2 separate regions of the Homo sapiens genome follow, and region 1 is linked to region 2. Evidence: chromatin loops called from intact Hi-C (ENCODE). Cell type or tissue: chondrocyte. All regions are shown on one strand. Region 1 overlaps PDE4B (phosphodiesterase 4B). Region 2 holds the start of PDE4B (phosphodiesterase 4B).

Region 1 (8,000 bases), 50 kb after region 2:
TGTATAATTTCATTGTGTTGGATGATGAACTTAAAAAGGTTGTATTAAGAAAAATAATTTATTGCTGAAAATCAGTTGTAACTTGTGGCTTGTGCAGTAGGTGTGTAAGATATCGAATTTTTGCTGTATACTTTAGGATTTGGAAATACTTAGACTATAAGCTATAAACTTAAGTTATGAAATAACAGTTATAAAAATCTCTATATTATTTACCTCCAGCTTTCCAAGATTAGATCTTTTGTTAGATGCATGTTTTGCTGTGATTTTATTTTATTATTTTATACTTTCATTCAATACCAATGATTTTTTTTTTTTAGTATTCTCCTATTATCTTTTTCTTTAAGTTCTGGGATACATGTGCAGAACATGCAGGTTTCTTAGATAGGTATACATGTGCCATGGTGGTTTGCTGCACCCATAAACCCATCATCTACATTAGGTATTTCTGCTAATGCCTTCCCTTCCCTTGCCCTCCACACCCTGACAGGCCCCTGTGTGTGATGTTCCCCTTCCTGTGTCCATGTGTTCTCATTGTTCAACTCCCACTTATGAGTGAGAACATGCAGTGTTTGGTTCTCTGTTCTTGTGTTAGTTTGCTGAGAATGATGGTTTCCAGTTTCATCCGTGTCCCTGCAAAGGACAGGAACTCATCCTTTTTTATGGCTGCATAGTATTATATGATGTGTCTATGTGCCACATTTTCTTTATCCAGCCTATCATTGATTAGCATTTGAGTTGGTTCCAAGTCTTTGCTATTGTGAACAGTGCTACAATAAATATATGTGTGCATGTGTCTTTATAGTAGAATGATGTATAATCCTTTGGGTATATACCCAGTAATGAGATTTCTGGGTCAAATGGTATTTCTGGTTCTAGATCCTTGAGGAATCACCACACTGTCTTCCACAATGGTTGAACTAATTTACACTCCCTCCAACAGTGTAAAAGTGTTCCTATTTCTCCACATCCTCTCCAGCATCTGTTGTTTCCTGACTTTTTAATGATTGCAATTCTAACTGGCATGAGATGGTATCTCATTGTGGTTTTGATTTGCATTGATTTTAAATATATATAAAAAAAATAAGCCAAGTGAAGTTAGTATGTGTAAATTGCACCACATGAGGATAAAAAAGATGGCTGAATTTCATAGAAAACTATATTGTGGCATCTAACCATATCCTTAAGACTCAGTTAATAAATACTTCTGTTTTATATGTATATGTTTGTGTCTGTGTGTGTGTGTACGTATAAAATGGTGAGAAGTATGAAAAAGTTGTAATAGAAGCAAATGAACATAAATTCCTCAAAAGAAAGATAGATTGGACCAAGACATCATATTCAATGTTGCACACTTTAAAATAACTGATTTATAATAAAAGTTTTAAAAGAAAAACATATAGTTATACTAATTAAGCTTGATGTACAAAATAATACCAAATTGGATTTAAAAAGAATTATTTTCTTAAGATACTAAAAAATTATCCTGATTTTTAATGAGTAGTTACAATTTTATTATAACTTTTTAAAAGTTTGTTTGCCTTTAGCATTTCTTAATATTATTGTAAGCATTAACAATACTAAACAAAACAAAAAAGAGTTTGAAGATTCAGTCGAGACAAATAGAAATAACAGTAAAAAAAGTTCCCAGAAAATGCGAGCTATTTAAGGGCATGAGCCATCTCTTATGTTATTTTGGTTAAATAAATGTCTCAGATCGTTAGCTACGAGACCCTGTGCTGGGCACTGGATGAATTAGACACACTTCCTCTGTCCAAGGTCAGATGAAGTGGCTATCTTTGCTCCTTATGTGCATATTTTTCACCTCTGTACTTTTGGTACCTAGCATAGAGCTGAACTCGTAAAAGGCAGTCAATATCCCCTTGTCGCATTGAATCAAATGTTTGTTGTTAGACTGAACAACTGAAATTTCGGAATCGCTATGTTGAGTCATTTTGGGCTTCTCAGAAATTTTGTAAATGAAACAGAATACAGGTGTAGGGTATTTTGAACTTGCTAGGATGCAAATTATTTAACAATATTCGAATGAAATCATTGTACTTAGAGGCCAGGCACGGTTGTTTACACCGGTAATCCCAGCACTTTGGGAGGCTGAGGTAGGTGGATTGCCTGAGCTCAGGAGTTCTAGACCAGCCTAGGCAACATGGTGAAATCCCATCTCTACTGAAAATACAAAAAATTAGCTGGGTGTGGTGGCACATGCCTGTAATCCCAGCTGCTCTGGAGGCTGAGGCATGAGACTTGCTTTAACCCAGGAGGCAGAGGTTGTAGTGAGCCAAGATTGTCACCACTTCATTCACTCCAGCCTGGGTGATAGAGCGAGACTCTGCCTTCAAAGAAGGAAAGAAAAAAAGAGAGAGAGAGAAAGAAAGAAAAGGAAGAAAGAAAGAGAGAGAAAGGGAAAGGAAAGGAAAGGAAGGAAGGAAGGAATTATTGCACTTAGAGTTCATTGCCATTTCTAGTTATGTTAATGCTTAGTATAGAGGAGTCTGGGGTAAGGTACCTGTGTGATCTTGGGGAAGCAGCCTACTGTCCTCAAACTAGGGATTTCTCCATCTTTAACATGAGGGCCAAAAACGGGTTATGAACCAGAAGTCGCAGTCATCTAAGGCTTCAAGGGAGGCCTTGAATTACTTAGAATGGTATGCAAAATGATTTAAATATGTTTGAAAATATGTTTTTTTACTTGGAGAGGATCCAAACTTCAATAGATTCTAAATAAGCCTATATTGCCATCTCTCTGGTCTAAATTATCTCTAGAGTTTATTTTACTTCGAAAAATAGTTTTTAGTGTAACATACAAAAATTTTAATCAATAGATTAAAAGTAGGCAACAAACCATCAACATGTTATTATATAAGAGAAATTCCATTTTGGATTGTTGTCTGTTTTCTACCCTGATTGAATAATTAAACCGTCAAGCAGCTAATGAACATTTATTGATAATTATTATCTATTCTGAGTGGCAATAACAAAAGGAAATAGTGAAAGATATACCAATAACTTTCTTCAAAGAATCCATTATCTAATTAGAAATATTAAATCAACTTAGTCTTTCCCTTCGATGTAGTCATGGAGGTGAATCTTACACCATGGACAATTAGAGGGAGCTATATTTAAGACTATATGGGTTTTAAGCGAAATAGATCATTTCTAGGGTATTTATTAGGGAGATACTATTTTCAAGATGTTGTGCTAATCCAGTCATGCCAGGCATATTTATTGAGTATTGACTTGCCAGACACAAAAAAACACTAATAAATACTATGTATGGTCTCTCAACATTAAGAAAGTGGTTTTTTTTGCAGGAAATACAAAAACAAATAATTATAGTGTTTTTATTCAGTATTATAATTCATATATGAAAGAGTTGCATGGGAGAACAGAAGCGGCACTCTAAGGTGACCCCTTTTTGTGATCCCTGGCTCTTAGTAGTTTGAAGTCTTATTGAGTGGTATAATAAAACATGCAAACAACTAAAACATAGGACAACATATATTGTATCATGATTAGCTGCAAATTGCCATGCTGTTTCTGAGGAAGGAGGTATATTTATACCAACTGTAACAAGGAATATTTAATTCAGCAGATATTTATTGTTACTGGATTTAAGTCCTATAATGTTCATCCGACTTGTTATTCCAAGCTTAAGATGGTACTTAGCACTTGGCATGTATTCAGTAAATATTTGCTGAACAGATAAATACATGAAGACCCACTTCATGCCAAGAATAGTGCAAAATACCCACAAACATAGAGGCAGAGAAAAATAAGTTTGTGCCCTAAAAATGCTCACAGTCATCATATACATGCGTGTGTATTTATTTTCAAATCACTATGTTACATGGTAATAGAGTTGCATGCAGAGCACAAGAGGTACTTCTGAATCTTCACAGAAGAGACATTGACATTCTCAGAGAATGGGTGGCGTCTAGGAGGATGAATAGGAGCTCATGCCAGGAAGATAGGGAAGTGGAGGAAGGAGTTCCAGACAGAGGGTGTTACATATGCATAGGCACTGGCATTTGAAAGTTTATGGATTTGGGGGATAACTATCAAATGTGTAGGATGTATATGGGTAAAGGAAAGGAGAAAGATGAGACTGGAGATGTAGACCATTGGGGACCATTTCTTAAAGGGCCTTTTCTGTCATACTAAGGAGCTGGAGTCATTCTGAAGGCCTGAGGTACACTGAGGAATTATGAAGAAAAGAGGTTATATAGGAGGTATACTCAGGAAGTTTCCAGAAAGAGTGAGGCTGAGAAGGCCCAGCTTCCAACACACGAGAGACATACTTACACTTCCTAGGAAGGCCCCTAGAGAAGAGAATTACAAAGATTCATTTGCTGGCTTCTCTTTCATCATTTGTTTTTATCATTTGGAGCCTGGATACTCCAATACCTATATGGCAAACTTTGCCCTTTCCTTCCCCAAGGTACAGCTGTTAAGAGAGTGCATGAAAATTTCCCACTACCAAATGCCATGGGTGGTTATGAGAAGCACCTCTTGTTAACAGTTAAAAAGTAAAATACATTTTGGACTTTCAGCTTTTCATTTCCTACCTATGGGACATGGAAGAATGTTCATTGGTGTATATAAACTTGAGTTTCTTAATGTGAAAAATAAGGATAAAAGTTTTTAAGTATATATATATGCGTTTAATCAGTCTGTTGAATTAAGTCAGTAGGTGTTGAAAGACAGGATTTGTTTTTTTTCCCTTAAGTCTGCTTTTATCTTACATTTGCAAATAAGAAGTTTTGTATCCAAACATATTATTCTTCCAAAAATTTTAAGGATAAAGATGTACTTTTAAAAGAAGCTATAACTTAGCATTTTCTTTTGGTTAAATATAATTATTCTAAAAATGGCATATCTCTACATTATGTTTGCTTGGTAAAACTGAATATTACTCGCCTGTTTCCACAGTATGACATAAGTGGAAATAAGACAATTATAGAACATCTTCATAACAAAGTTACCATATAAAGCTTATATGAGTGGATGGCTTAATTAGATTGTTTTTAAAGTTTCAGGTAGTTCAGTTTCTTTTTTCCTGGTTTTTACTTTCTGTTTGACCTTCAGAGAAACTAACTGTATTTACCTCAAACATTTCTTATCCACATGTCTTCAATATATAATCATAATATTTGGTACATCTGAAGTGCCTGACATCTGACGCTTCTGAATTGCTTCATAAATGTGGATTTAGGCCTTGGGGGCCAGATGGCAAAAGTCAACAGAATAAAAGTATTTATTAGGTATTCATGATTGTACTGGGTGCTGTACTGGATAACAAAATTGAGAAAGAAAGTATTTTCTATGATTTCAGGTATCCTACAATTTAGCTAGGCAGTCCAAACACAAATACATTTTTGAAGAGGAATAAAAGTAGTGCGCATGGAAGTGTTTGGCATCGCCTTGATGATAGATCTAACATTACCAAAGAAATGTTGTCTCAGAGCTGGACTCTCGCAGACCGTTGTGTTCTCTTAGACAAATGGAAGCTTTCCAGCTAAAACTGGCTTAATTCATTACTATTTACTTGGTAGCCAAAATAACTTACTGCCTTATTTTGTGTTGGATTTGAAATTCAAAAAAAAGTAAACAAAACAAAATAAAAACAAATTTGAGTTTCTTGTAATTTATTTTATTATAGGGAGTTTTGTTCCAAGACTGTTTAGTGACCAAAACCAAAAAGGCTGCTGTCTTTAATATGTAGTTTATTCTCCCCACAAACACATTACTTGAACAGCAACTAAAAAAAGAGATAAAAAGAAGTGGGGAGGATATACTAGGCATTCTCTTCTTCTTGGCTCAAAGCTTAGAGGTTGTGACCAGCTGGACAGCTTTCCAGAAATCATAAGCAGATACTGGGCCAATTGTTTTTATTACAGAATTATGGAGGAATTCTGAGGTGTAAATGATTTGTAAAGCAGCTCTATTTAGGAGTAGTTTTGCGGAGGTTTGGATCAATTCAGTGGGTTGTAGTTTGACATATGAAGTGATAACTGTATGCCTAGACAGTCCCAGCTGCTGAATTTGCAACTACAGTGAAGAGTTCTGCCCACCCCCATCTGTCTAAGGGGCATCTCCACCTGTCATTTCTGTACTCTGGCCTCTATGACATGATAAATTGCTTTTAATTAGAATTGCAGACAATTTTTCATTCTCTGGATAATGTCCCAGCGTACAACATAACATCCAACATAACTTTGGCAGTTCAGAAGTGAGCTTAAACAACATGCAGTACTTCTCTCCACAGTTATAAATAATTGTAAATAATTTGTTGAGAAATATACACTCATTGCAATATAAACATGAAATGCCTTTATTTTTCCAATCTAAATTTTTAGCCCTGCTCTGTGGATCATTTTCTAGCATCCTTTAACAAAATCTTGGCTAGCTTCTATAGCTTCCTAGCCACTTCTCAGTTATTAAGACTTAGTCTAGCCCAGTTTAGAACTTCAGTCTCGTGTGAGTCAAAGCTCCCTCTCTCTACAGCATGGGCTGGAGTTGTAACCCTAACTTTATTGTAGGGGTGAGATATGGTCTGGCTCTGAGATACCGTCAATGTTTTACTCTTTGAGATGAATAAGCTCTTCTGGTTTAAGGAAATGTGGGCGGAATGAAGGAATAGGGAAGCAGAGCTCTTGGTATAGCTGGTCTCATATTGATGATGCTGAACAGTGCTCCTGCTGTCACTGTATTCCATCCAGTTCTGGTCTCTGTCCATGTAGAGCGATATCCACCTAAGTGCTGTGCATGGTCCTCGGGGTGTCAGCTTTACCCCTGCACCCTTTATCTTTAATGACTCTTTCAGATTGAGGAAGTCAGATTTTTCTTAAGTTCTGCATCTCCTTTCTCCGGATGGGTGTCTCATTACAGGAAACCATGAGAACTCCTCCAACTTTTTCTCCAGTCCCTATGCAGGGGCTTAGAGAATAGGGAAGTAAATTACCATCTTGTTCTTCAAAGCCACACTGTATCTTAGTATCTTTAAGCTGTGCCTGGCTGGCCGCCTCCTCCGTGGGCTTTTCCTCTTCAGAAATCAATTTTTCAGAAGAGGGTCCCAATCCCTGTGTTCACATATCTTTCAAACTTCAGGTGTTATGGTCTAAGTTCTTACTAATCTTGTTTGACTCCATGACAGCACTAGGTAGGCCTACAGGTTGTTTCCACCCAGGAAGCATCCAATCAGGGTGGATGTCACGACCTTCCAGTCTCTATCAATGGGTCTCTAGGAGCCACTCTCCCTTAATTCCAGTGAGGAGAAAGCACAGAGAGAGGAGGGTGTGGTTTCTGTCCATGAGCTCTGCATTTCCCAACCCCTTTGGGGGCTGACAACAAACTTCACTAGACTGGGTTAAGTATAGAATAAAGTATATTTTAATAGATAAACATAGGGCAAGGTTGTGGAATTCAGAGAGGCAAAAATGAACACAGTTGAGAAATCGTAGAACATGTTTGGAGACAAAGAAATAGGTCAGTTTGGTTGTGGCATAGGAGGTAATAAAAATCAAGTTTCAGTAAGAACAATTTCTGACATATTTTTAATGGCCTTGAATGCTAGGTTGATGAGCTTTGAGTTAATTTAATTTATGAAGGGTTAAGAAGCTAAGATGCTAAGAATGTAGCTGTGAATGAAACAGAGGGGCAAATTCTTACAAGTTTGGATATTGTTGCCTACATTGTATTTCCAAAGCTTTCTGGAGTAGTAGCAAGTGATTCTGAAAGCTCTAGAATTCTAGCTGTGTATCTAGTGTTAGTTAGAGTTACTTCATTTATAGTTATAGAGAGGAATAGTTTTCATTTCAGTTATCTGGCACAAATGGAGTGTTTTTATCATAAATTTGTATTACTAGCAATTTCTCAGCTTTTGGCAGATAAACTTAATAAGACATACCAATCCATGATAACCTTTACTTAGAGTTACAGGGAAAAACAGTACATTCTTTGTGTATGGTAAACAACTCTTTCCTGGT
Region 2 (8,000 bases):
AAACTCAATAATTTGTTAGTATATTTCTTTGTTCAACCATCATGAATCATTTTTTTCTACTACATGGTATTTATTTTGAACATGTAGATTGAAGTCTTTTTTTTATCAGTTTCAAGAAAGTTTTTTAAAAATTTTGCTTAAACATTTGCTCTGTTCCACTGATAAGGTTTTCTTCTTTTTTTTTCTGGGTGATTTTTTTTTTGTTTTAAAATTATTATTATACTTTAAGTTTTAGGGTACATGTGCAACATGTGCAGGTTAGTTACATATGTATACATGTGCCATGCTGGTGTGCTGCACCCATTCTTCTTTAGAGACTCCAATTATATGTGTGTTGTATTTCATCTATCATTATCAGTTTCACACAAATACTTTTATTTGCTATGTCTTACTTATCTGCAATACTTAGTCCTTTTTTGTATTTCTTCCAATATTGTCTTCATTTCTGTCATGGTTTGCTTTTCTTCTTCTTTCTGCTAAAAAAATCAACTAATTTCATCCTCCTCATCTCTCTCTTGAGTTTCTTCATTTGTGCCTTTTGGTTTTCCTTAATAGATGATGTTTATTTCTTAACATATCAACAAATATGCTTAATTTAGAGAAACTATGCTGCTTATGAATAAGAGCAAAGACTCTAGAACAAGATTAACTGTGTTTAAATACGGGGTCTTCCTCTAACTGTGTGATCTTGAGTGTTACTTAACTTGTCCCTTAGGTCTTTAAATCTATATAATGGTAATAATAATAACAATATCTAATTTACAGAGTTGTGTTGAGAATCAGTTGAGTTCATATCTCTACAAAGTGGTAAGAATATTGCCTGGCAACAGTAAATACTATGCTAAAGTATTATTAGTTTTTTTCTTGCATTTCGAAATTTATAGTCACAATTTTAATTGTCTCTGTGACAACACTTTTTCCTCTCATCTATTAAAAAGTTTTGATGCTAATTTTCTGAATTTTAAAAATAGTATGTCTGTATCTGTGTTATGCCAGTTTCTTCTTTATCACTGCTCACTATTGAATGAATTATTTTTCTGGTCAAATTCCTTAGAGAAAGTTCCTGAAGTGGAGGTTGCAAAGTGGCTTTCCTGTTCTCAAAACAAATAGCTCCCACTTAATGATCCCCAATAATTGACACCTCCCTCTACCCATGCCCATAAAATACTCCCACATTGACTCTGGACTTAGCTACATGACTTGCTTTAGCCAACGGGACATTAACAAACACAACACATACAGAAGCTTGAAACTTGAAAGTGTGTGAACACTACAGCATGAACACTAGGCTGCCATTTCTCTTGCTACTGGGAACATGTCTACCTCCATGTGAAAAAGCCTGACTAGCTTCCTGGGAAAAGGCCCTAGGTGTCCAAGCCATCCCTTCCAGAGGCCCAGATTTGTGAGTAAGACCTGCTGATACCGCATGGGGCAGAGATTAGCCATTGAGCCCACACAGCTGAGCCCATCCCAATTTTCCATCTCACTAAATTGTAGGCAAATCACTGGTAGCTTTTTAAACCATTGTTTCGGGTGGCTTGTTATGCAGCAATAGATTATGGATTCACTTTTACTGTTGCCTCACAAACAGACTGCTTTTAGTAGTTATGGCATCTTTGTATACTCACTTCCTCTGAGACTCTGAAGGGAATTATGTCCAGAAGATCCTTTTCCAGTAGTTCTCTGCTCCCCAGTTCTTAAAAAGAAGGAACAGGACTTTTACATTTCATAGTGATTTGACCATCTTCAAGCACTAAAGTTTTGCTGACCCTGAGATCTGCTCCTACCATGTTTCTGGGAACTCCCTGTTCTCCTTTTGTCATCTGTATGTATGTATCTCTTTTGCCTTCTTCCTTCTGCTTCTGCTCCAGTTTTTGAGAGACAGCTTTGCATTTTACGACACACCTCTCATTTCCCAGAAAACATACTTTTGCTGGCACTTTCTGATACTTCTAGTGCTGGTTCCCATTGCCTCTCCCTGGGCCTTTTCCATATGACTTCTGCCCAAACTCAGCTGCTTTTGGTAACCTTTAGAAGCGCTTTGGGGTTTGTAGGTAAAATCTATATAAATTTGTTGAAAATGGTGTTTGACAGTTTTTTTCCATTCTCTTTGTTAGTTTATGTAATTTTTAGAAAGAGATGAGAAAGATGCTTAAAAAGCTGACATCATTTTCTACTGGAATCCGTATATAATTCTTTTTGCAGTAAGAACTCTTTGGACACATTTTTCTGAAGATGATGTAATAACCTTGGGAGGCTTAGTAATTATTAATACCTTTCAAATTTCTCATATTCAAAAAGGGGCAGCATGATGCTCAAATTGGTTCTTTTTTTCCCCTAGATTGAACTACAATTTAGATTCCTTACACTCTCTTTAGGCAATGGTTGCCTTATATTTAATACATCTAACTAATCCTAACTGTAGTTCAGAAAAAGAGATTCCATTATCATCATTTTACAGATGAAAACTGTGAGAACAATGACTACATTGCGGATTTTGTTGGCTTCCTTTCAGGTGCTTATTGCCTCACTATTATTAATTTTGGCTTTGGGCTCAATTTCAAGGTTATGGATGAGGTAGATGGTATAGTGTAAGCAACAGGTCCAAAAAGGCAGAATAACCAGCGAACACTTGGTAGCATCTCAGATGTGGGGAAATAGGTGTTTTATACTCCAAACGCTAGTGTTTGAATATGTTTCCTCCAAAACCATGAAGGGGAAAGTTCATTAAGTTCCTACACTGATAAGCTCTTAGACATGCCTTTCAATGTACAGGCATGTAAAGCTATTTTGGGTGAATGGGTGAATAGTAGGTTATTAGGTTATTGCCCTTCTTTGGGAGGTCCCTATTTGTCCTTTAATACACAGTTCAGATGGGATTTAAATTCCCTGACCTGTTCCTTCTCTTACATAGAAAAAATTGCTTCCACTTATGCAATTGGCATGTGCTTCTGTTGTGAAATACTTGTGTTGTTTGTCTCGGGCTTTCATAGTTGGTTCTCCTATTAGGCAGTGAGCTCCTTGGGTGCAGAGACTATGTCCTAATCGACTCTGCATCCTTAGCTTCTGCAAAGTGCTCAGTGCACAGTAGGTGTGCATGATGTTTATTGGAATAAATCGAGAAACAGGCGAATGTTGTCTATTAAAGTCATTTTGGTCTCTAGCTACTGTAGTAGTTGGATAGGCAAAGTTACTTCATGCCTATCTTCCTCCTCTTTTCCTTGCCAGCTTCCTTCTTTTTTTCTCTGACTGAAAGGGCTGGACAACCGGGGAAAAGGAAACTTGTGCTTTCCAGCATACCTCTCCCACTCTACACACACACACACACACACTCTCTCTCTCTCTCTCTCTCTCTCTCTCTCGCTCTCGCTCTCGCTCTCTCTCCATCCTGTTGCATTTTTAAAGCAGGCTCAGTCAGGTTACTGAGTGCCTGTTGCTCCATCACACGAATTCCCAAGTTGTGGGACTCACCTTCAGGGGTGTCTTGGTGGAGCACCTCTTGGGAGGTGATCTGACCTGTTGGTTCAGGAGCACTGCGCGTATTCACTCTGGCGCTCCTTTGTGCAACAGGAGACCAGAGGACTCCCACGGTCCCACTGGCTCCTTCCACGTAATGTGCCCCGCTGGCTCTCTCGCCTCCCCCAACCCGGGGGTCTGCGTCCCCTGCGCCCCAGTCCCTCTTTGTGCAGCCAGTAGCTGCAGAGCTCTTCGTCTTGTATTCATGGCAGATGCACAGCGAGTGACTGACACGTTCCAGGGACGGCGAATGGGAAAGAGCGCGGGCGGCCGGGGGAGGGTGTGTAGTGGCAGACGGCCGCTGGGATTATGAATGGGGGCTGGGGGGCCGGCGAGTGTGGGGTTCAAACCAGGATTTTCGGTCTCTGGCTTTGGATAGGCACGCAGGGCTGTGCGTAATCCTTCAGCTCTGGTGGTAAGGGAGATGCAGTGAGCTCCCGGCTGGGAGAGAGGGTTATTTTGCAAAACTCCCCTGGTACCGTGCCCGCGGAATATTGCAGGAGGTCTGTGAGGTAGGTGGGGGAAAAAATAACCTGGGAGGGCAATCAGGGAGAGGCCAGACGACTGGGGACGGCGTGCTTTGCACCCTAGAATTGACAGGTGGTGGCCTCAGCAGTTACAACCTACTACACAGCATCTCGTCCGTGCGATACGGTCACATTGTTATTCCCCGCACCCGGCTGAGGAGCGCAGCGCGGCAGACCAAGTGGCACCGGCGAGCTGTCTCTCTTCCGGGGGGCGGGGGTGGACAGTAGGGAGAGGGGGTTTAAAGGGCCAGAGGACGAGAGAAGAGCTGAGGGGCGCGTCGCCAGCGCCTGTGTCTCCCTGGCGCGGGTTCCCCAGGCTAGCCCGCTGGCCCGTCCGCGCGCGCGCCCCCGGCCCGCGCGCCCCTTCCCGGGGCTCCTGGCCTCGCCTCAGCGGCTGCAGGCTCTTCGTCGCGGGCCGGGCTGCACGCGAGCGCCCTCCGGGCAGACTTTCGTCCCCCACCCCCGGGAGCGCGGAAGGCTCACTCGCAGCGCATGGTCTACCCGCGCCGGGCGGAGCCCCGGCGTCCAGAGCGCTGCGGCCGCGGCGGTGCAGCAGAGGCGCCTCGGGCAGGAGGAGGGCGGCTTCTGCGAGGGCAGCCTGAGGTAAGGGCTGCCTAGGAGGCTGCGGGTTTATTTTTCCTCATTCTCTTACTTCATCACACACTGAAGCCTCAATGGAGAGTGTAGGGTGCTGTGGGGCTGATGTGGGGCAAAGAGGGAATGGGGCCGCCGGGCCTGGATGGTCGTCTTGACGGCGTCATTGTCGCCCCTTGTAGGAAATCCGCCAACCGGCCCCTAGCCTTTCGCCCTCATCTTCTCTGCTTCGGCTTCCGCCCTTGGACCTCTTGACAAGTCACTGGGGAGGAGAGGATGGAGAGAGGCTAAGGGAGAATGGAGAGAGGCAGAAGGATTCAGGGCTTGGAAGCCCTGGAGTAGGTGACGGATGGGCGCGCGGTGCCCAGTGATTGACTGCAGGCAGCGGGCGCGGAAGGGAACCTGAACTACCCAAGAGTTTGCTGGGCTGAGGCTCCAGGATGCTCCTGCGTGCCCTGGTGGCTGGGGCACCAAGGAGGGGCGCACTCAAGCCTCGGCATCACCAAGGCTCTGCCAGGAACTTTTGGGAAGATTTGTCTGGTGTTTGGTGAGGGGGCTTGGACCTTTCTAGCTACAAGAGTGTGTTGGGGAAGGAAGAGGCTCTCCTCCTTTCTCCTGTCACTTTCCTTCATGCCTACTCTCTTCTTCCATCTTCCTGTTTTGCCTCCTTCCTTCCCGTTTTTCACAGGCCACCTTCCTTGTGCGGTACTTCAAACACAAATCGGAACCCACTATGGCCAACAGCTTTAAAGCGTGTATAAGGAGGAGCGCACAGAAGAATCGCTCTTAATTACAGTAGTTATATATGTGTGTGTGTGTGTCTGTGTGTGTCACACACGTGCCTGGGATAATTTTTAGCAAGACTTTGAGACGGTCACCTAAAATTACATTGTACTTACATTAGGTTTACATCATAATTATATGATGCCACTGAACAGAAATGGTAACTCTATGCATTCTGCATCTTAGATCTGAGATATAACTGTTCTTTGAATCACATGCATCGTTTAATTTCAAAGATTTCCAGCTGCTGGAAAACTCTTGGCTAAGTTATAAGAATGAAAGGCACATTAAGCATAAAAAAAGTAATAAATGTCCAGATACTATTTTTATTAGTAGATCATACTCCCCCTCCGTTTCCTTTTGCCAAAAGCTGTTATTATACCAATTATATTCATAAAAACGAAACAAATTTGGAGATTTCAGTGTTTTTACCTACAACCTGAAGTGTAGGTAGGGGTCTAGAATTTATCTGTACATGAATTCACAAGAAGATAGATAAGGCCAATGATTTCACTGCAGGTAAAGGAAGTTGAGCTTCTTCTCTCTCAGGATACCTCATTTCTTGGTATCCCAAGAGAGAAATCCCCTTAATGTCAATAAATATAGCATTGGTCTCTTCAGCTCTTCAAATCAATACTTGTAGGACTTGACTGTAATATGTTTGCTGGCTGTTTCTATTCTTTTTCATTTTCTAAACAACAACGTGCCAATTTTGTTAATTTACAAAAAATAAGTAAGATTGTTAAATGGACTGGAATTTATGAGATGGCATGATCGATGCATTGAGGCTGTTTATCTATATATCTATCATCTTTCTATTTTTCTTGTTACAGTTGGGAGCTAAACAATGTTGCAGTGTGTCTACTTGTATTTTTATCAGCTGATTTGCTTTTCAGTTTCTTTATGGCTTGACATATTTTGCAAAAATGAATTGTCTTAAATTTCTCTAGAGAGTAACCTGTTAGACATACTGTTTGCTTTCAAAATAGGACTGTTTTTTGATTTGAGGAATAAGAAATCAATCATACATGGTTTTCTGATCTTGGAGTCCTTTGCCTGTCTAGAGACAGGTATTTAAGTATTTAACAGTAATAGTTACTGTGTATGTACAAATAAAGGCTTGTTTGATAAAGATACTGGACACAGAAATAATAATTCCATTTTGGTTTACAAATGCAATATTTAAAATTGTGAAGAAATAAAGAGTTCTAGGTTACTCCTAATATCTTACTTGACTTAATTTGGCTAAGGAGCAAGAGGTATATGAAGAGGTCTTCAGTTAGAAAGATTTGGTGGTTAGTAATTTATTATCATGTCATACAATTTCACCCATTTCTATTTCCAAAAACCTTCAAACAGCATAGTTTGGACAAGGTTTAGGATGTTGCTGACCACAAAACAAATGAGTTCCTTCAGGCACTGGCTATTGTAGCCACCATGTGGTAATACAGTGGACACTGTGATGTGCCAAATCGTTCTTCAAGGAGGGACTTGTTGCCCCAGCTTCTGGGAGTGTGGTCAACAGATGGCCTTCAATAGTCAGACTCTTCAGGGATTGCCTGAGCTGTAGAAAGCTCCCTTGTCCAAGGTCACACCCCTTTCCAGCGCAGCTCACATCCAATGGCTGATCCATGTGGGAGTATAAAGGTTGGGCCATTGCAGCACAACTCTGGAAAACTCTGAAGGATCTTTCTAGCTCTGGAGCTCCCTGAGGGCTTGCATTGCAGCTCTACTTCTCTCTTTGGTCCTTTCTGTTTCCTTCCCCATCCTTCCTCAGGTGTGGATAACAAGGCGGTTCCCAAGAAAATAGGGCTTTGAACTTCATTTCAGAATTAGCTTGCCAGGGAAACCCACCTGTGACTATGTTCTTACCCCATACATTCATTTTGCCAGTTTTAATCCATTGGTCTTTTGAAATGTGGTGTTTCAACCATCAAATATGATATAGAAGATGCATATGTGGAAGGAATTTATAGTTGACAGTTTCTTTTTCTTCCAGCACTTGAAAAATGTTATGTCACTTCATTTCAGGCCTCCCTGGTTTCAATGAGAAATTTGTTGTTGTTTGAATTGACGTTCCCTTATACACAATGCGTCATTTCTCTCTGGAGAGTTTCAAGAATATTTTCTATATCTTCATTTTTTGGAAGTTTGATTATGATGTGTTTTGGCATGAATTTCTTTTGGTTTGCTCTGTTTGGGATTTGATGAAGTTTTTAAAATGTAGGTTTGTCTTTCACCAAGTTGGGAGATTCTTAGGCATTATTTCTTCAAACACAAAAGTGTTTCAGCCCCACTCTCTTTCTTATCTGCTTCTGTGACTCTGATGATATGAAAGTTGGATCTTTTGTTGTTGTCCTACAAGACCCCGAGGCTTGGTTCATCATTTTTTTTTCTGGTATTTTCTCTTTGTTCAAATAGAAAACATTCATTGGTCTGTTTTCAAGTTCGCTGATTCTGTCCTCTGTCTTCTCTACTACAGAGCCCATCTAGTATTTTATTTTGATTACTATATTTTTCAACTCAATAATTTCCATTTGGTTCTTTTTGCAGCTTATGCTTATTTGCTGAGACATTCTA

Evidence for each region. Hi-C counts contacts between places; a loop is a spot of excess contacts. Peaks named below come from ENCODE experiments on the same cell type or tissue, not always from the same donor. Only the 100,000 strongest peaks of a DNase experiment are listed, where the experiment ranks them.
Region 1: a loop joins it to region 2, with 4 times the contacts of the local background. A loop is called at or near these places in 4 of 110 quality-filtered maps.

What each region holds. Positions count from the first base shown.
Region 1 is chr1:65,838,952-65,846,951 of GRCh38, forward strand. All of the region lies in intron 1 of PDE4B (phosphodiesterase 4B), which reads left to right. Among named protein-coding and RNA genes, the nearest start is that of PDE4B, 50 kb to the left of the region's middle. RefSeq lists a silencer at 2,107-2,373. In chondrocyte, no CTCF peak of the experiment used is centred here; no DNase peak of the experiment used is centred here.
Region 2 is chr1:65,788,603-65,796,602 of GRCh38, forward strand. PDE4B (phosphodiesterase 4B) reads left to right here and starts at 4,293. Exons shown (of 17, transcript NM_002600.4): 1 at 4,293-4,646. In chondrocyte, no CTCF peak of the experiment used is centred here; a DNase peak (open chromatin) is centred at 4,899.